Regions from separate parts of the Mus musculus genome. Here region 2 is linked to region 1. The links are chromatin loops, found by intact Hi-C in ENCODE. Cell type or tissue: left cerebral cortex. All regions are shown on one strand. Each heading gives the region's core, and the rest is flanking DNA. Links, peaks and the distances in the headings are about the cores only.

What was found. Hi-C counts contacts between places; a loop is a spot of excess contacts. Peaks named below come from ENCODE experiments on the same cell type or tissue, not always from the same donor. Only the 100,000 strongest peaks of a DNase experiment are listed, where the experiment ranks them.
Region 2: it touches region 1 in a loop (6-fold over the local background); 25 of 42 quality-filtered maps call a loop at or near these places.

Annotation. Positions count from the first base shown.
Region 1 is chr16:18,622,448-18,632,147 of GRCm38, forward strand. Septin5 (septin 5) reads right to left here and starts at 7,491. Exons shown (of 12, transcript NM_213614.2): 1 at 7,361-7,491; 2 at 7,204-7,214; 3 at 2,898-2,994; 4 at 2,722-2,808; 5 at 2,362-2,485; 6 at 2,136-2,270; 7 at 1,900-2,017; 8 at 1,664-1,765; 9 at 874-970; 10 at 658-793; 11 at 468-570; 12 at 1-349. The coding sequence starts at 7,403. The coding sequence ends at 293. In left cerebral cortex, for the core only: CTCF peaks have their summits at 1,222 and 4,269 (motif pointing right); DNase peaks (open chromatin) are centred at 1,305, 1,465, 1,919, 2,590 and 8 more places; H3K4me3 peaks cover 6,401 bases; H3K27ac peaks cover 6,568 bases.
Region 2 is chr16:18,673,603-18,683,302 of GRCm38, forward strand. It overlaps the pseudogene Rps2-ps7. Among named protein-coding and RNA genes, the nearest start is that of Gm41429, 18 kb to the right of the region's middle. In left cerebral cortex, for the core only: CTCF peaks have their summits at 4,877 (motif pointing left) and 5,732 (motif pointing right); a DNase peak (open chromatin) is centred at 4,863.

The DNA of each region.
Region 1 (9,700 bases), core at 824-8,823:
GGGGGCAGGAGGTTGGGGAGGGGCTGTGATTCAGAGCACTCGGAAGCAGATACAAATGACCGGGAAGGGTGGACGCCGAGAATAAATTAGGGTCATCTGGGGGCTGTGGCTCTGTGGCTCCAGGTCTGAACAGTCTGGTCAAAGCCACTTTGGATTAGGGTGAGGTCCAGGCCTTCTGAGATCCAGATGAACCCAGGGTGGAATCCAGGACAGTCTGGGATCCAGGGGTAGGAGGGGCCAGCCCGGAAACCGGCCGTCTATCCTTGTCGACGACGTGGGGCTGGGGCGGGTGTCACTGGTCTTGCATTTGCTGCTTCATCTTCTGCAACATCTCCTGCATGCGCCTTAGCTGGTGGTGGGGGCGACCCAAGTCAGAGTGAGAAAAGGCAGGAGAGCTGTAGCTCTGCCCTCTGCTTCTCCTCCCTACCCTGTTCACAATCTCGGCCCTACTCCTGATATCCACCCACCTCTTCATCCTTCATCCTGATGAGCTTCTCGGTCTCCGCATCCGGTGTGGGTAGTGGGAGGATAGGAATGGGGCTCTCCATGCGGCTGTCCTGGGTGAGTTTGCTGTGGAATGAGAGGGCTGTGCTTGTTGGGAGGTTCGGGTTAGGAGGGTGGGAGCCGCCTGGCCTGCTACTGGTGCGGGTGGCCCACCTGGTCATCTGCTGGATGCAGTGGGCACGGTAGTTCTCATAGTGCACGTCGCACGTCACATCTTTGAGGTCGTGCATGTGAGTGCGGATGAGCATGTTGCGGAGCTTCACAAAGTCGCAGTGCGCCTGATTCTCCACTGTGGGCAGGATCGACGATGAGTCGGTGTCAGTCTAGGGGAGCCACCCACCCCTCACCCAGCCTCCTGCCTCATCTCACCTTCGACGATCCCCCAGGGGTACAGTCGCCCCCGGACCCGCTGCCCCTTGGCCTCCACCACAGTGTTGCTGCCAATAACGGCGAAGGGTGCACTTTCCTGGGGAAGGGGAGCAAGGACCCAGCCCAGCCTAGTCTGTAAGAGCAGCTGGCTCAGAGGCCATTCCAGCACTGCCATCATCCCCCTCCCATGGCATGGTCCCTCTGTGGGTGTCTTTGCTACCCACAAAAGCCACAAAGCCTGTGGGGCTAAAGGCCTTGGGGTTTCTGCCACAACGCCAGGCACTTCTCTGGCACTGGATGCTTCCAGGAGCTTCCTCCACGGTTCAAGTCAAAGCCAAGACCATGCTTACTGGTAGATGGCGCTGCCATCTGCTTCTGGCCCAAAGGCCCTAGTTCCTGGCTTAGCTCTCTGTCACAACCTCTCTGGCCTCTGGGGTATTCAAAGCCACCACCCTCTGGAGCTCTCTATCTCGGATACTAGAACTTGCCACATCTCTGGGCCACTGGGCTGATTCTTGGAAAGCAGGTGAGAATGGTACCCATAAGTGCTCAAGTAAACACCCAGGGGAGGGTCACATGACCCGCCACAGACCAGACAGGGGTACCAGGGATTTCCTTATCCTGTAACCCTTGAGACTGAGCACAGACCCTCTTTTCGGTGAGCAAATGACCCCTGCTCTCATCATGTTGCACCTCCTGGGTGCTCAGCCCCCACCCCCGGGGTTTGCGTGGCCTCCAATACTCTGCCCCAGCTACCTCCTTGCCCCGCCCCTCCTGGTTACATGCTCACCTTCAGTTCCCGGTCCTGTTGCTTGAAGTCTTCATCTTCATCCGAATCACATTCTGGAAACTGGTACACGTGGATCCCAAACTTGTCGATCTCCTCACGTATCTGCAGCAGGCGAGAGAGAGAGAGAGAGAGAGAGAGAGAGAGAGAGAGAGAGAGAGAGAGAGCACTTGACTTGGCATGGGCCAGCTCCCCTGGAGTTTTTGGCCAGGCCCCTTGGCTAGCTACAGAAGACTCACTCTGTCCTTCAGCTTCCGGATCTCACTGGGCACCAGGCAGTCAGCTTTGGCGATGAGTGGGACGATGTTCACCTTCTCATGCAGTGCCTTCATGAAGCCTACATCCACTGGCCTCAGTCTGGAGAGAGAGAGAGAGAGAGAGAGAGAGAGTAGGGTGGGCATTGCTGGGGGGAGGGGGCAGTGATGCAGTGACAGGAACATCCACCCTGAGCCCAGGCACCAGGACGGCCACACACCCGTGTCCGAACGGGGAGATGAAGTACAGGCAGCAGTGTACCCGGTTGTCCTGGATGTTCTTGCGGTTCAGGCCACTCTCATCACGGAAATACTGCTCAAACTGCTGGTCCACATAGTCAGTGATGGGCTTCCAACTAGAGGCGCAGGAGGGAGAAGGAAGCTAGCTAGCGCCCAGAGCTGCCTGCTAGGTCATGGCACTTGGGGGCAGGGGGTCCCGTTCCTCACCATTCAGAGTTGTTCACCGCGTCCCCAAAGCCGGGCGTGTCCACAATGGTGAGCTTTAACTTGACCCCCTTCTCCTCAATGTCGACGGTGTGTTTCAGGATCTCTACCGTCTGGTTGATGCGTTCTGCAGAGGCAAGGGAGGGAGTGTTTGCAGGCTATCGCCACCTTTTCTCTGGGCAGCAAGGCGCCCTGTCCTTACCCACCCTGGTGCCTTGGCTTCAGTCTCTGTCTGAATGTATACTCCGGGCCACTCCTCCTCATCCCCAGTCAGGGGTCCTTGCCTCAGGCAGAGTGTGGGTGCCCTCTGAGGTTTCTCAAGGCAGGGGCCAGTGGATCGGTGACTTCATGAAGGCTACTCACCCTCAGCACTCAGCAGTTTCCGGTCCTTATACAGGTCGGTCAGAAAGAGGCTATGGACAAGGGTGGACTTCCCCAGGCCGGACTCACCTGGCCATAGGAACAGTCAAAGAGCTGGATTAGACTGGGGCTGAGACAGTCTGGCCCACGGGGCTCCACCTAGAAGTTTGGCCACTCACCGGCCACCATGAGCGTGAAGTCGAAACCTTTCTTGACGGACTTGCGGTGCACCTGGTTGGGCAGTGTGGCGAAGCCAACGTACTGCTTGTCGATGTCCTGAGGGCAGGGGTGGTTGGGGGGCAGGTCAGTGGCATATCCTTATCTCCCGGTGGAAGCCCAAGGCCCTATCTCTTATGTTGCTCAGACGAGCAGAAAGCACAGCCCCTAGCAAGGGTCATTTTGTCAACAAAAATGGAGTGAGGACTCTGTAAGCAGAGGCTGGAAGGAGGAAGGTATGTGAGGGGGTAGCAGGAAAAGGCACCCCACTCCAGCTTCAGCAGAACCCCAAGACTGGGGGGTGGGGAATGAGGAATGTCAGCCCCACAGGAGCATCCTCTGAGGTGGGTGGTGGGACCCACTGAGACCCCTCAGACACATCCAAGGACCTCTATGGGTGGAAATAGCCAGACCTCAGCACAAATTCATCCCCGGAGTATCCAAAGGTGGGTGGCTTGTCTGGCCCAGATCCAAGCTTGGGGGTGGTGGTTCCTGAAGCAGCATCGGAGCGAGGGCTATTTATAGACTGCGGTACCGAGCCTCCCCCGCCAAAGGTCTGTGTTGCCTGCACCTATCCCCAGTGGACATCTGCCCTGGGAGCCCCCCGCCACCTTCTGTGGTAGCCGGAGGGTCTTGGCCAAGCAAGACTGAATACATGACCCAGATTCCACCCTCTCTCTACACACACAGACACACACACACACACCTTCAGTCGCCTCTGGGCCTGGGTGCGCGGCGACAGCAGCTGCTCCACCAGGCGGTCCTGGGGTGCTGCCAGTGAGTCCATCGTGGTGACCCCGCGGGCCCTGACGGCCTCGTTCAGACCCTACACCAGGGTCAGGCCTGTCGGGGCCAGCGATCTCGAGCGATTTGCGCTGGGTAAATCTGCTCTTAAGCCCTCTTCTGCCTCGGGTTTTGAAGACGCGAAAACTGAGCCCCGGAGAGGGAGCGTCGCCCACCTGGTAGGCCGCTGACCTCAGAAGTCCTGCGAGCCATTCCCTTGCCTCTGCGCGGGGGGCGCGGGCTGTGGCCGCGTCGAGGCTCAGCAGCGGCTCCAGTGCGAGCACGAGGCGGGGCTTCGCGGGCCCACGGCAGCGGCGGAGGGGACCGCCCCGCCCGCCGTCGCCGGGAAACGGTCGCCTGGAAATTGGGCCGCAGGCGGAGCCTCGAGAAAACGGCTGCGATGGGCAGGGCCCGACCGAGGCGCTCGGGCGGGGGCGCCGCGTGGAGCCGGAGCGCAGCCGTGGCACCCGAGGCCGCGTCCGGACCGTCCGTAGGCGGGCGGCGAGGTGTCTGCGGTCGTGGAACTCTGCCTCTGGGACGTCGCGCCGCTGCCGCCCACAAGAGGGCGCTGCGGAACGCTCCGGACTCACATGCAACCGCGGGGGAAGCGGCCCCAGCCAACACCTTCCTCTCCTTGCTCTTCACCCGAAAACCCTGAACCATGCATGCCTCGGCAACCAAACTACCCACAGACACACCCCTCCCCACTCCTTGAGGCTCACTCCTTCCTACCCGCCCCCTGCGTTTGTGCACATGCGGGTGATTGGGGGAAATTCTTTCCCGCGTGGCATCTTCATATGCACTGAGGACAGAGCGCATCTCCCCTACTAAGCCCTGCTGTGGGTGAGGGGAACAGGTCTTTAATCTCAGCACTTGAGAGGCAGAGGCAGGCGGATGTCTCTGAGTTTTGGGCCAGCCTGGTCTACATAGCGAAGTCCAGGACAGTCAGGACTACATAGACTCTATCTCAAAAAAACAAATTAAGGGTGCCTGGGATGCAGTGGCCAGAGTTCAGATGGCCGGCTTCCTTCAGAGCTTGGAAGCTTTAGCTAGCCCTCAGCTAGGCAAAACTTCTGCCCACAACATGCCAACACTTTAGGTACCAGATGTTCCAGGAATTGGGAAGCCATTGGCTGTGAGCCACCAAACTTTTCCTCAGTCCTCATTTCTAACCCCACCAGAATCAGAGCTCCAGCCCCAGGCTGCAAGAAACTAGACAAGCCACTGTCCAGAGTGGGCAAAGGACCAGGAGACCTCCCTCCTCTATGCAGGTACCACCCCTCCTCCATGAAGCCTCACCGTCTTAGCTTCCTGGAGGGGCCTCCACCCTGGGTCTTGCTATGGGCACCCCCGGGGTGACTAGCACCTGGGGAGGAGCCTGAGCCCACAGCTGCAACAGGAGAGCCATTCATCCCAGGGCTGAAAAGAAGCCTCCCAGTTCTGGCTCCCAGAAAGTGGCTACTGGTTCCTGTCTGACCTACATGAAGCATTTAGACTGAGTCCTATCCCTCACCCCCTCACCCCCCACTCCACCCCAATCACCGCAAACACAGCTCTCAGCCCAGCATCACCTAGGCAGGTTGCTATCTCCGACCTAGGGCGGGCATCTCTGGAAGAGCACACAGATGCCCTTGGCTGAACCATACCCTGATGCTGAACAGACCTAGTAGGTCTTAGACTGACTGCCTTTCAACTTGTTCATTGGGAATGTACATGCTTAGGGGACATCCCAGCCAAACAGCCTGTCTAAGTATCACCCAAGCAGGCCATCATAGCCTGTGTATTCCCTGGAGAAGCCCTAGGGGAGGAGCCTTGCACCCCCTTTTTCTAGTCCCAGAGGCTCAACAAATATTCCTCAGGGATATGAAGCCATACACAGCAAAACACACCTCTTCGTGAGAAGGAGCCTGTTGAGGCTTCCCATTCTTAGAATTATGACTAGGCTCTGAAGCGGCAGGCACAACCAACAAAGTCCTCATCACTGCCTGAGAAGAGATATGGGTGCAAAGGGCAGACAGACACCTCCTTCTACCCAGACTGCTGCTCTACCCCCTCCCCCAGTTAGAGTCAGAAAGAGGCCTGGTTAAGCCCGGCCCTGTGCAGCCATATTGGGAACCAAGGTATTCCACACTGTTCCCCCAGGCCCACAAGGTCCCAGCTCGGACACCAGAGCTCCAGCACTGTTCTGGGGCTCACTCCATCTGCCTTCACCCAGCGCTCTCTTCCTTCAGGCCTGGGGATAGGGAGTGGCATAAGGCTGGCTCCTAGCTAACCAGAGGATGGGCAGATGCAGGCCTGAAGGACTCATACTCCATCAGGAAGGGGGAGGGGTCTCCATCCTAGCAGCAACAGACAGGAGAACATGGATGGTGCTAAGCAGCAAGTACCCCAGCCAGGTGACTTGGAAGACCTTCCAGAGGCCCAGGAGAAGCCTAGGTCCTTGCCTTCCTAGCCTCTGGCCCCCCTCTCCCTTACACAATAGCATGTGTCCCCATCGGGCTTTGTCTGGCTTACTGGGATGGGGAGGCAGTTCTCCTGGGGGAGCCCCTCCCAGTGAGTCTCATCAGCCTTGGGCGGGGCATGTCCCTGCCAGGAGACTGTGACTCTCCGGCTCACCCCATCTGCCAGCTGCTTTTGCTCTGTCTGATGATGTACTCTGGTCTAGTACTCTGGAGTCCAATGCTAGGCGAGAACACCCATCCCCAGCAAGGCTTGCTGAAGCCTTCTGGTGTCAGAATTGGGCCTCCCCCACCCCATCTTCAAACAGGGCCTAGCTCAAGCCACAGAGGACATCCCTTTGGTCACCCACTTCCACAGCACTCTGGTTTCACAACCCTCAGCTCCTTTGGATTTTCACAGGTTACCCGGTAGGCTGGTACTTTCCCTGGGGTGGGGAAATCAGGCTAGCCCCCCTCTGGAAGGCCACAGCCTGGCTGTACTCAAGGTTTGGAGGGCTAGTGCTAGGATGACTCAGATGGGGAGCCTTGCAAGTTCCAGGTCTTGGAAGATGCTCTGCCAAAGACTAGTGAGCATAAATTTAGGCACAGAAGAGAGACACCCAAAGGTGCATGGGCATGAAGCAGAGGCCCCATGGTATTGCTCAGGAGACTGGTGGGCCCCCCCCCCCATTCCTGGCCTGTCATAACTACAGCCTCACCCAGGACCCCCAGCACGAGGCCTTCCGGTCAGGTTAAAAAGGGGATGCTGGCCCTGGACTAGAGGAGAGAGGCCCTTATCCCAGCCTCCCTTTCTGGGGAGGTGCCTAGGCCGCTGCTATACAGGTCAGGGAACCAAGCGCAGTGCCTACACTTCCCCTCCGTAGCCCCAGGAGCAGCGGCGCTGCCCCTACAGACAATCGATTAACGCCAAAGGACTGGGTGACGGCCGGCGGGGGCGGGGTCACGCCTGGGCGCCACCAGCATCGGTGCCACAATGGGTGACAGCCGGTCCGATCTCACCACCGGCCGAGCGGCGCAACGCCAGTACCTGTTTGTCCTCTGCATGGTCCGGGTCGTGATCCGGGTCCGGGCGGGTCCGGGAGGGTCCGGGCCGGCGGGCAGGGGAGAGACGGAGACAGACGGTGAGAGGCGGGCGGGCGGCGGGGACAAAGGAGCGCGGGCACGCGGACAGGCTCTGGGCTCACCTGGGGTCGCCAGCTTGCTTTTGTACCGCAGTCCTGTGCTCATGGTGGCCGCCGGCGGGGGACGTGTGGCGGCGGGCGCGCGGGCGGGGCGCGGCGACCAGCGGTGGAGGCCGAGGCCGGCTGAGGGGTGACCCGCCCCTCCGCGCCGCCACCACCCGCCCCGCCCGCGCGCCCGCCAGCCAATCGGCGCCCGCCGCGCCCACGCGCGACCCGGAGAGGCCGGTGGGGGCGGGGACTGAGGCGTCCCGCTGTGGTTCCCCCCAGGCCTTTGGTTCTCCCGGCCGCGCGAGTGCAGCCGGGCTATTCCCACGGCTTCGTCCGGAACGCCCCCTCCCCTTCCTGTCATCTAGCCCAGGCCTAGACTCTGTTCTCCCTTGGCTGTCGCTGGAAGCCGGTTGGTTCCTGGGCCTCTGACCTTCCATCGAGTGGCCATTCTATAAAGCATGTCCCAGGACTGTGCTTCATGCAGCCGATGAATGAGTTCAGGTGATATAAAGACCCCTTTTTCACCCCATCAAGAAGCATTTGGAAGGGGCAGACCTGGAGCCCTACCCTTGGTACATTGAGCACAAGTCCAGAACCCGAGCTCTCCTGCAGTCTGCTGGGTGCTAGGCATTCTACACTGGACACACACAAACGCCTGGGCAAGATGGAAAGCACACGGCAGGCAGGGTGTGGTTGTAAGATGGGAGTACTTGAGGTGTATGGCTAGAAGGACACAATCCGAAGGCCACCTTAGCCCTCCTTGCTCCAGCTCTGGTCCCGGTTTTCTGTGATCTGTGCTCTCCCCAGCTACCCCCCTGGAGAGGGGTTGAAGGGGGCTGAGGGACACATAAAGACAAGTCCATGCTCAGAGCCACATTTATGCATGAAGATGCTGTGACTCTGAATCTTCAAAAAGTTGATAGGACTAAGTGACCCACGGTGTGAATAACTTCTGTGTTACTGTCACATCCCAGGTGGTGGCTTAAACCTCACCAGAGAGTCTGTGACCAGGGTAGGGATGTTCCATTGTCCAAATCTTTCTTCTACAGCCTAAGGATCAGATGGGGCATATGACACACTGTGGTGCATCTTTGGGATCTAGAGAGGGCACTCACACGTGATCAAGTGCTAATCATTTTGTGTATAAAACAATGTAGAAGTAAAAGTGTCTACACATCTCTTAGGTTTGGCTTCACCAGTGACTTTTTTCATGGCGTTCTTGGGGGAATTTGGAACTCTGTTAGAGGAATATGTGCAGTCTGAGGCAGGGACAGAAACACAATGTCAGGACTTCTGAGCTTGCCAGTTCTGAGTCTGGAGAAACCCACGAAGGAAAGCTAGGACATTAAGCCTGAGCTGACTGTTACTGTCACTCCAACGGCAGAAACAAAGTGGGGGGAAAAGGAAGTATCTTCCCTGGGGCACTGATGGGAGGGACACTCCTGGTCTCCTCTAGTTAGGGGGTTGTGCTTGGCTGCCTTGGCCCGGAGGGAAGTGTAGGAGAGGGGAAAGAAGCTTGTGTATAGAAGAGGAATAAATTATAAAACAATTCTGATGAGCCCTCGACTTGGGTAAAACGGCTGTGGAGACGTGCAGCTGGTCAGATGCTCAGTGGGAGGTGAATGGGCGGGTGTCACCGAGGCCTGAGAGATAGACTTTGAAGGGTGCAGTTAGGGGCAACCTGGCTTGGTACCACATGTGAAAACATCTGTGGGGAGCTTGAGTTGTTCAGTCCTATGGGAGAGCTGGGATCTGCTCCCTTGTCCTGGGACTCTAGTCACCTATGACTGTGAGTCCTGGGGTGGCTTCAAGTCGCTCACAGAGGAAAGAGGTTGCCATGCTGTACTGAGGAGTAATAATAATTGTGACTCAACAGACACTGTATGCACAGGGGACATTGCTGAGGTCAGGAAAATGGGCCATGAAGGCATTATCAGATTTGCAGGACCCGTCCCCAGGTCTGCCTTGTGTACAGTGTGAGTGTCACAAAGGTCATAGACTCTGGCCGGAATAGCCAGGGGCTGAGGTCTAAACAAAACTCCTGTATGGCTTTTGCCCATGGGAAAGCACAGACAGCAGTCTCTGATGGGCTCTCTCAAGGGTCAGAGAGGCAGCAGGAGTGGCAGGGTGGGGACTTGCACACCTGCGTTTACCTGTTGAAGACGTTATGGCTTCCAGCGGCACTTGCTTTGCTTTTCTGTCCTAGAGCTGGCTGTAGTACAAAGAGAAGTAAACAGAAGACTTCTGCGTGGGGGAAATGCTACTTTTTTTTTTTAATTCATAAGGAAAAGAAGTTAATGAGTGAAAAAAATAAGCTATGTCAAGAAAAATCTGTTCAAGCAACTGGGGCTACAA
Region 2 (9,700 bases), core at 681-8,680, 51 kb after region 1:
AAGTGAAAAGAGTCAGGAGGGGGGAAAGGCCTCAATTTCCCCTTCAAGGGCACACCACGAGTGGACTAAATACCTCCAAGTGAGTCTTACTTCTTAAAGTTTCTGCCAGCTTCCAGTAGTGCCATAGGCCAGGGCTGTCCTTTAGTAATGCACCTTAGGAGGACAAAGACCCAAATTACAGTAGAGTGACTTTCCTTCAGCCTTAGGAACGGTGTAATGTCACTAGACACTGCAGCACTAGGAGGGTATGATGTCACTGGACACTGCGGCAGGAGAAGGTGTTTTAGTTTGGGTTTCTTACTGTGAAGAGACACCATGACCAAGGCAAGTCTTAGGAAGGAAAACACGTAATTGGGGCTGCCTTACAGTTTCAGAAGGTCACCCCATTATTGTTACGGCGAGAAGCATGGCAGCAAGCAGGCAGATGTAGTGCTGGAGAAGCTGAGATCATCTTGATCCAAGGGCAACAGAAGGAGACTGTGTGTCACACTGGGTGCAGCTTGAACATAGCAGACCTCAAAGCTGGCCCCACTTCCTCCAGCAAGACACACCTCCTAATAGTGCCTGCCACCCCCTATGGCTAAGCATCAAATACATGAGTCTTTTGGGCCATACCTATCCAATTCACCACAGGAGGGTATGGTGTCTTCTTGCTTTCCTTATCTTATTGTTTCCTTCCTTCAGCCTTTCCTACCTGAAATGGTCGTCTGGTAACATATTCCTTCCTTTGAGAATGCTCTGGTTCCCTTATTCCTGAAGGACATTGCCCTTGAGTAGTCACCTGAGTCCATAGGTTTTGATTTTTTTTTCCTTGAAAGCTATTGTGATCTTTGTTTCTCAGGAAGCTGCCGTGATGCAAATTGACTGTCTACTCTGGGTGTTTAAAGGATTCTTTTCCTCTTTGTCTTTAGTTATTTTATTTTTTTTTTTGTTTATTTTATTTTAGGGGTGTTAGTATTTTGCCTGTCTGTGCATCATGTGTGTGCCTGGTGTCTATGGAGACCAGAAGAGGCCGTTGGATCCCCTGGAACTAGAATTATGCATGGTTGTGAGCCTCTGTGTGGGCTGGGAGTGGAAGTGTGGTCCTCTGCAGGAGCATCAAGTGCTCTTAACCACTGGGTCATCTCTCCAGACCCTGTCTTTAGTTTTTAGAAGTTTAAGTGTGCTGTGCATTAGTGCAGATTTCTCTTTATTTTGTTTCAGATTCTGTGAATTTCCTCTGTAGGTTTATGACTGTTGCCATATTGGAGAGTTTTGAAACCATCATCTCTGTTTTGACTTTCTAAGCTGGGTCTGCTGTCTTTTCTTCCAAGTTGCCAAGGATACAAGCATCCCCGAGCCTCTCCCTGTTCTTCCTCCTCCTCGATCCCTTCCTCTTCTACTTCCTCTCTTCCTCATCTTGCCTCCCTGGCTAATTCCTCTTGCTCCCATGTTCATGGATTCCTATCTCCTCTCCTCTCCCTTCTGTTTGAGTCCACCTATGAGTTTCCGTTTCATCTCTTGATTTCGGAAAGCCTTCCATTATGTCTCTTTGCTGTTGCATGTTCTCTTTGTGATGTTGCCTTTTTATCTCTTGCAGCATTTTAATGACGTCTTTTTTTTTTTTTTTTTTTTTTTTTTTTTTTTGGTTTTTCGAGACAGGGTTTCTCTATATAGCCTTGGCTGTCCTGGAACTCACTCTGTAGACCAGGCTGTCCTCTAACCCAGAAATCTGCCTGCCTCTGCCTCCCGAGTGCTGGGATTAAAGGCGTGCGCCACCACACCCGGCACGACGTCTGTTTTAATGTGAGGGAGCATTCCACCACTTCTGCTGCCTCACTGCCGGCTTAGGTGTCAGGCCTGTTCCCCACAGAAACTTCAATTTCAGACCCGGGAATTATTCTTATTGACTTTTGAGACATGGTCTCACCATGAAGTCCTAATTGGCCTAGAACTCCCAGAGGTTCACTGACCAATGGCTTTGCCACCTAAACTCTGGGTTGACAGACATGTGCTATTTCACTGGGCAAGACCCAAGAAAATTTAATGATCTAAAACTCTAGTTCTTATATGAACTTCCTTTTGTTTATTTATTATTGAGAGAGACAGATGCAGAGACAGACACCGAGGTGTGTACTTTATGTGCACGTAGAGAGGCCAGAGGACAACTTTCAGAAGCTAGTTCTCGTCTTCCTTTGCAGATGTGGGGTTTGAACTCACATTGTCAGACTTGCATAGTTTCAACATGTGTGCATATAGTTGGCCCTCATATACACAGTTCTGCATTGAGATTTATAGGACTGTTTCTATACTGAACCTTGCAGACATTTTCCTGCTGTTCCATTAACAATCCAGCCACTGTAGACACACAGTGTCAGTTGTTCTAAGTGGGAAAAAAAGGGTCCAAAGACACCAGAGGGTAGATGTGGAGGTTTCTCTGCAAACACTGTCATTTCAAAGAAAGTGCAACATCTGTGGGGTTGGGTATTTTCAAGGAGTCCTGACTCAACTGTTGAGAAAAATCTTGATATCACACAAAGGAATACACAAACCAAGCAAAAATAATTTGGCAAAGCAAATTACTTTTTTCCAGAAAGGATGCCCCATTATCCAAACCAGGTTAGCGAATATACCTGCCAAAATGACCTCTGTCTTTTATCCCTGACATATCTCATCTCACTCATGGGAGGTTGATTCCATAAGCTAATAAGATTGGATACTTGGCACAAAAGGAAAGGAACATAGGTTCAGGAAATAGGGGCCCCTGTTGGGCTAACCAGCTTTGATAGAAAAAAAATCATTTCTCACTCCAGTCCCCAGAGGATAGCAAGGACTGACTGTGTGTGCCCATGAGCCACTACCATAGTCAAGGTCAAAACACAGTTATTGGGGCTGGTGAGATGGCTCAGTGGGTAAAAGCACTGCCTGCTCTTCTGAAGGTCCTGAGTTCAAATCCTAGCAACCACATGGTGGCTCACAACCATCCGTAATGAGATCTGACGCCCTCTTCTGACACATCTGAATATAGCTACAGTGTACTTATGTATAATAATAAATAAATATTAAAAAAACCAGTTATCACTTCAAATACTTCTTTCTGCTCCATTAAAAAATTGTAAGTGTGTATGTATGCATGTATGTGTGCATGTGTGTGCATATGTGTGAGTGTATGTATGTGTATGTGTGTATGAGTGTCTGTATATATGTGTATGTGTGTGTGTATGTGTATTTGTGTGTGTATGTGTGTTTCTGGTACTGCAACTTCAAAGTAAAGTCCAGATTCCCAGAGTCTCCATTTATACCCCATAGGAGAGCCCCCACATTTATTGGGGTAAGGTAACTCAACCGTGGCTTCTGATGACTACTTCCTCGCTGGAGTGGCTTCTTGCCACAAGACTCACTCTGACCTCTCTGACATTTCTCACCCCAGAAACAGGGCATATCAAGTTGTAATGTCAGTCTTAAAAATACATGTATGTGTGTGCACATGTGTATGAACGTGTGGGAATGCACATGCAAGTGTATGTGTGGGTGCAAGTGGAGGACAGAGATCAACCTTTGGTACTGTCCTCAGGAGATCTACTGCTTTTGAGACAGAGTATCTTGCCAGTAAGTTCAGGGATTCTGCTCCTGTCCCTGCCCTAACGCTCCTTTATAGATGTGTGTCCCCACGCCTGGCTTTTTACTTTGGTTTGGAGTCATTCAAACTCAAGTCTGCATGCTCATAAGGTAAGCACCTTCTGTACTACTCTACTTTCCCAGCTTCTAGTCTGGGTCTTGGTACCATAATGAAGCACTCACAGAAAAAAATTACATATATACATATTTAGCAGACTCAATGGATACAAATGTTTTCTGTGCAAGCATGGAGACTCAAGTTTGAGCTCTGTAACCCACAGTGTAAAGAGAAAACCAGATCTTGAAAGTTGGCTCCTTCAGTACAGGGGAACGCCAGGGTCAAGAAGTGGGAGTGGGTGGGTAGGGGAGTGGGGGGGGGGGTTATGGGGGACTTTTGGGATAGCACTGGAAATGTAAATGAAGAAAATACCTAATAAAAATTAAAAAAAAAAGAAAGTTGGCTTCTATGCCATACAAGGTACTTTGGCATCGCACACATGTGTCCATACTCATATAAACACAACAATAATAAATAAATTCTTTTGGTTTTGTTTTTTGAGTCAGGGTTTTTCTGTGTAACAGAACCTTGGCTATTCTGGATTCACTTTGTAGGCCAAGCTGGCCTCAAACTCACAGAGATCTGCTGCCTCTGCCTTGACCAGTTCTGGATTTAAGGAGTGCTCGCTCCACCATGCCTGGACCGACGTCAAAAGAGGCTAATGTAGCTCACCACTAGGAGGCTGAACGTCTACACAGCACGATTCTGGGCCTGGTGAGAGCCTCCCTGCCACATTACATCCCGGAGCAGCATGTGGAAGGTGAAATCACTGGGCTGACTGGGCTCACTCGAGAACTGTATTGATTCAGGGGGTTAATAGTTTCTATTTAGTGGTTGAATTTTTTGTTCCACATCTCCACATTGGGAATCAAGTTGTCAACATGTAACTTTTTAGAGGACAGACCACACCCAAACCACAGCAGCGAATGAGTCTGGTCTCCCCACAGCTTTCTAGGACAGCATACTGCCCTGTTTGTAGAGTTGACAGCCTCCTGGTGCTCACAGTAGAGGGTTTGGGTTACCTCTTAAAGCTTCCGAAGGGTAGGCACCTGGGTGTTCCCGGGACCATTAGTTGGACAGATGGAGGGGTCTGTGGTGTTACCTGAATTAGAGGTCTTTTGTGATGTTAAAGTCTCTCCCTCCTGGCCCTTTGGTTTGACAAATGTTTCTTGGCTATTTTTGTCTATGATCGGTAGCAAGCAGTGCCCCCTGGTGGCAGAGCCTAGTTGCCAAGCAGGCTTGGGCACGCCCCAAGGCCGCTTTCAGAGAAGACTGGAGTGCAAGAGTCTAGCGACCTTCAGTTTCAGACACCCATAGCTCAAAAATTCCTGTAACTAACGATGCATAAATTTTCAAAAATTATATCATGTTGTGGGCTGGAGCTCAGTGGGTAAGAGCACGTGCTGCACTCGAAGGACCAGAGTTCAGTTCCCAGACCCACACCTGGCAAGATGTACTTCGTTGGGAAGTGGTGTGAGGCTCTAAGTCCCAGCTGCCTGGGCTACATAGGACTTTATCCAAACAAACAAACAAACAAACAAACAACACAAACGAAGGAAAGGAAGACAGGGTTCTCAGCATCTGGAATCCTATTGAGGGGCTCAGATCAAGAAAGATCCATGACTGGCTGACAGACGAGACAGATAACGACAACAACAAACTTCTGGAATAGTCCTTACCCACCTGACCTGATAGAAGGGTCACAGTGTTGATATTTTCTTCCTGACTTTTACTTCTTTATTCAGTGGATAAAACTAATCTGCTCAAGACACTATCACCCAGACAGACAAACTCTAAGACTGAGTGAAGGTCCCCTGTATGTTCTCCTCAGAGAGATCTTATAGGAAAAGCCAGCTTGGTCTATGTAGTGATTTCCAGGACAGCCAAAGTTACAGAGTGAGACCCTGTCTCAAAAATCAAAAGGAGAGATAGATAGATAGGTAGGTAGGTAGATAAGCAGATAAATAGATATTTTCATGTCACGTGTATGAGTGTTTTGCCTGAGTGTTTTGGGATATATGTACTTATGTACACCATAGATGCAGTGCCTGCAGAGGCCAAAAGAGGGCGTCAGATCCCCAGAATGCAGTTACAAAAGTCGTGAACTTCCCAAAGAAGTACACCCTGCCAGGTGTTGCACAGAGAACATGGGGGTGTATTTTCAGCCAGATGAGCCTGCTGATGAGATCACAGGCTTGGTCACAGGTTTGTAGGCTTTTGGGACACAGGGACGGATGGCTGGAGCTATAGCTCGGTAGTAGAGCACTTACCTATAGGATTCAACTCAATTATCATCCAATTAAAATTTTTTTAAACTGCTTTATTTTTAGACAGATATCATCATGTAGCCCAAGTATACCTTAAGTTCATGGCAATCCTCCCTCCTTGGCCTTCCAAGTGTTGGGATTACAGGTGTGTGCTACCATGCCTGGCTCAGAATTATTGTGTTTGGGAGATGGTACGCATGTGCCTGCACCTGCACACAGAGACTGGAAAAAGATGCTGTGTGTCTTTCTCTGACACTTTCCACTTTGTTTGTTTTGTTTGTTTGTTTGTTTGATTGGTTGGTTGGTTGGTTGGTTGGTATGTCTCTCACTTAGCCTGAAGCTTGCTGTTTTGACTAGGTTGACTGATCATCAAGCTTCCACGATCCAAGAAAATCTCATGGGGTCCTGCCCTGGTTTATTTGGGTGCCGGGGATTTGAACTCATGTCCTCTTGCTTTCACAGCAAGCACCATGAAACCCGTGGAGTCACCTCTCCAACCCCATGTGAATTTTTACTCAATAATTTTATGTATTTGTGATGCAACGTGATGCTTCCACACACAATTACCCCCATCAGATGAGGGTAGCCAGCACCTTCAACTCCTCAAACGATTATCATCTTCTTGTGTTGGGAACATTCAAGAACCCTTTCTACTATACCATTCAAATGACTTGCTGCTGTCAACCATAGTTTCCCTTCTGTGCTGTATAAGAAAGCAGAAGTTATTCACTCATGAACTCTTGATCTCCTGAAACAATGAGATCATTGTGGGGTGTGTCTGTCTGTCTCTGTGTGTGTGTGTGTTCTGTGACAAAATACTTAAGAGGACCAGTTTAAAGGTTTGTTTTGACTTGTAGCTTCTGAGGTCCCAGTCCATGTTCATTTGACCCTGTTGCTCTGTGCCTGCATCAAAGCAGAGTGTCACAGCAGGATGTATAATGAAGGAAGCCATTCACTTCATGGTCCAGAAGCAAAGAGAGAGGAGAGGCCAGCCTCCCAGTATCTCCTCAAAAGGCATGCCCCAAAGCCCTAAGGTCCTCCAACTAGGCCCCACCTCCAAAAGGTTCCACCATCTCCCAATTCCTCAGCAACAGATCCTGAAGGGACATTTTACATTCATGCTGCAGTACGTTGTTCTGTTTGTTACACAGCAGTGGAAAACCAATACACTTCCTAAGATCACAAGTATCTTTCACTTTTGCTTTTCTTGGCCTCCACTGGAGAATGAGCTCAACACACAGGGTCTCTCCCTCTCATTGGGAGGGGAAGGTTTCTGGTCCCTGGTTCTTCCTGCCTGAACATGCTATGAATTCTGGAACATGCTGTTCAACCTGGAACATGCTGTGTAACTTGGTCCTGTAATGGCTTGTGTTCTAATGCTAATTGTGTTACTCAAAAAACAAAAAACAAAACAAACAAACAAACAAACAAAAACAACAACAAGAACAAAAAACAAAAAACATTTTCAGTGTCCCAGGGGCCACTCCCCTGATTAAGTCTGGAGCAGCAGAGATAAAGTATAGATTTAACAAGTATTACTTTCAAGAATACTGGAGGGGAATGTGTGTGAGCTGCAGGGAGGTTTGGAAGTGCCCTGCCATTGAGCTAGTCAAGGCATATCAAAATATAAAGGGTGTGTGTGTGTGTGTATGTGTGTGTTTCATTCGTGAATCTATAGCTTTTGGGCAGGTGCAGAGCACGTGTGACCCACCGGGAGACCAGAGTGAACTAACTACTCACTGCCACATGGTCCTTTTTTTTTTTTTTTAAAGCAGACTTAATTCTTTTATTTTTCTTGTATAAAAACCCTTATGTGGTAGCCACAGCTGGAGCCTGGGTCCTCTGAACAGAGACTCTGGTGTGGGTTTTCACAAGATGATCAGTGAATTCCTGATAAGGAGACTTGGTGAACATAGTCTCTTTCCAGAGGTCGGGGGTCAGGTAGCTGTAAGTCTTGGAGATGGCATCAAACGTGGCCTTAGCAAAGTTGCCCAGGGTGGCAGTGCAGCCTCTGGCTGAAGTGTAGCAGTCATCTATACCAGCCATCATCAGGAGCTTCTTGGGCACAGGAGCAGAGACAATGCCAGTGCCTCTGGGGACAGGGATGAGACGCACCAGCACAGAGCCACAGCGGCCTGTCACCTTGCATGGAACAGTGTGGGGGCTTGCCAATCTTGTTCCCCCAGTAGCCTCTCCGCACAGGGACGATGGAAAGCTTGGCCAAGATGATGGCCCCTCGGATGGCAGTGGCAACCTCCTTGGAGCACTTAACACCAAGACCAATGTGACCATTGTAGTCCCCAATAGCGACGAAAGCCTTGAACCTGGTCCGCTGGCCAGTCCTAGTCTGCTTCTGCACTGGCATGATTTTCAGAACCTCATCCTTTAGGGACGCACCCAGGAAGAAGTCAATGATCTCAGACTCCTTAATAGGCAGGGAGAACAGGTAGATCTCCTCCAAGGACTTGATCTTCATGTCCTTAACAAGGCGGCCCAGCTTGGTAACGGGGATCCACTCCTTGTCTTCAGCTTTACCTCCACGAGCCCCGCGGCCTCGACCACGGCCACGGCCTCGGGCCACGACCGCGGCCCCTAGACCGCTGCCGAATCCTCCGCGGAAGCCGCCGCGGCCTCCTAATCCTGGGCCTACGGGTCCTCCGGGCCCTCCCGCTGCACCTGCGTCATCCGCCATTTGGTGTTTTCCCGAAGAAGAAGAAGCCCACATGGTCCTTTTAATGTTCCCTTCTGTCATCACATATTAGAGGCTGGAGAATGGAGACTCAATCGTAGGTGAGAGCCGTATCAGTTAGTTTTTCTGTTGCTATGACAAAATACCCAACAGACACAACCTCGGCGAGGAAGGTCTATATTCCCACCGTGTGGTGCAAGGGCTCAGTCCATCTTGACAGGGAAGTATGACCGCAGGAATGTGAGGCAGCCGGTCACATCTTACTCACTGTGAGGAGGCCGAGAGCGATGGGTGCTGGTTGTTAGTTTACAGTGATTCCACTAGGCTCCTCCCAGGGACCTAGCAAGGGCTTAATTGCCCTGCTACCGTTACCTGTCAGGTAGTGAGCACCTGACAGGAAATGGTGGCAACCTTCCTTCCTTTCTTTCTTTCTTTCTTTCTTTCTTTCTTTCTTTCTTTCTTTCTTTCTTTCTTTCTTTCTTTCTTCCTTCCTTCCTTCCTTCCTTCCTTCCTTCCTTCCTTTCTTTCTTTCTTTCTTTCTTTCTTCCTTTCCTTTTGACTTGTAGCTTCTGAGGTCCCAGTCCATGTTCATTTGACCCTGTTGCTCTGTGCCTGCATCAAAGCAAGAGTGTCACAGCAGGATGTATAATGAAGGAAGCCATTCACTTCATGGTCCAGAAGCAAAGAGAGAGGAGAGGCCAGCCTCCCAGTATCTCCTTTCTTCCTTTCCTTTCCTTTCCTTTCCTTTCCTTTCCTTTCCTTTCCTTTCCTTTCCTTCCCCTCTTCCTTTCTTCTCAGCTGGTCTCTTCTTTTCCCTTTCAGTTCTTCTTTCTGTCCTTCTCTGTCTTCCTTCTCTGCCCTCATGCCTCTGTTCCTGTCTGCCTGCCTCTACCCCTTCTCCAGGACCTCACTCCAACTAAACCTCCTTTATACCAGATCTGTAGCATAACGTGATTTCTCAGGGGATGCCTTGGCCTGGGCTTACCATGTACCCCCACCACACATACACACACACTGAATCATATCATATCATAACATATCATATCATATCATATCATATCATATCATAACAATGGCGGTGCCTGTGTT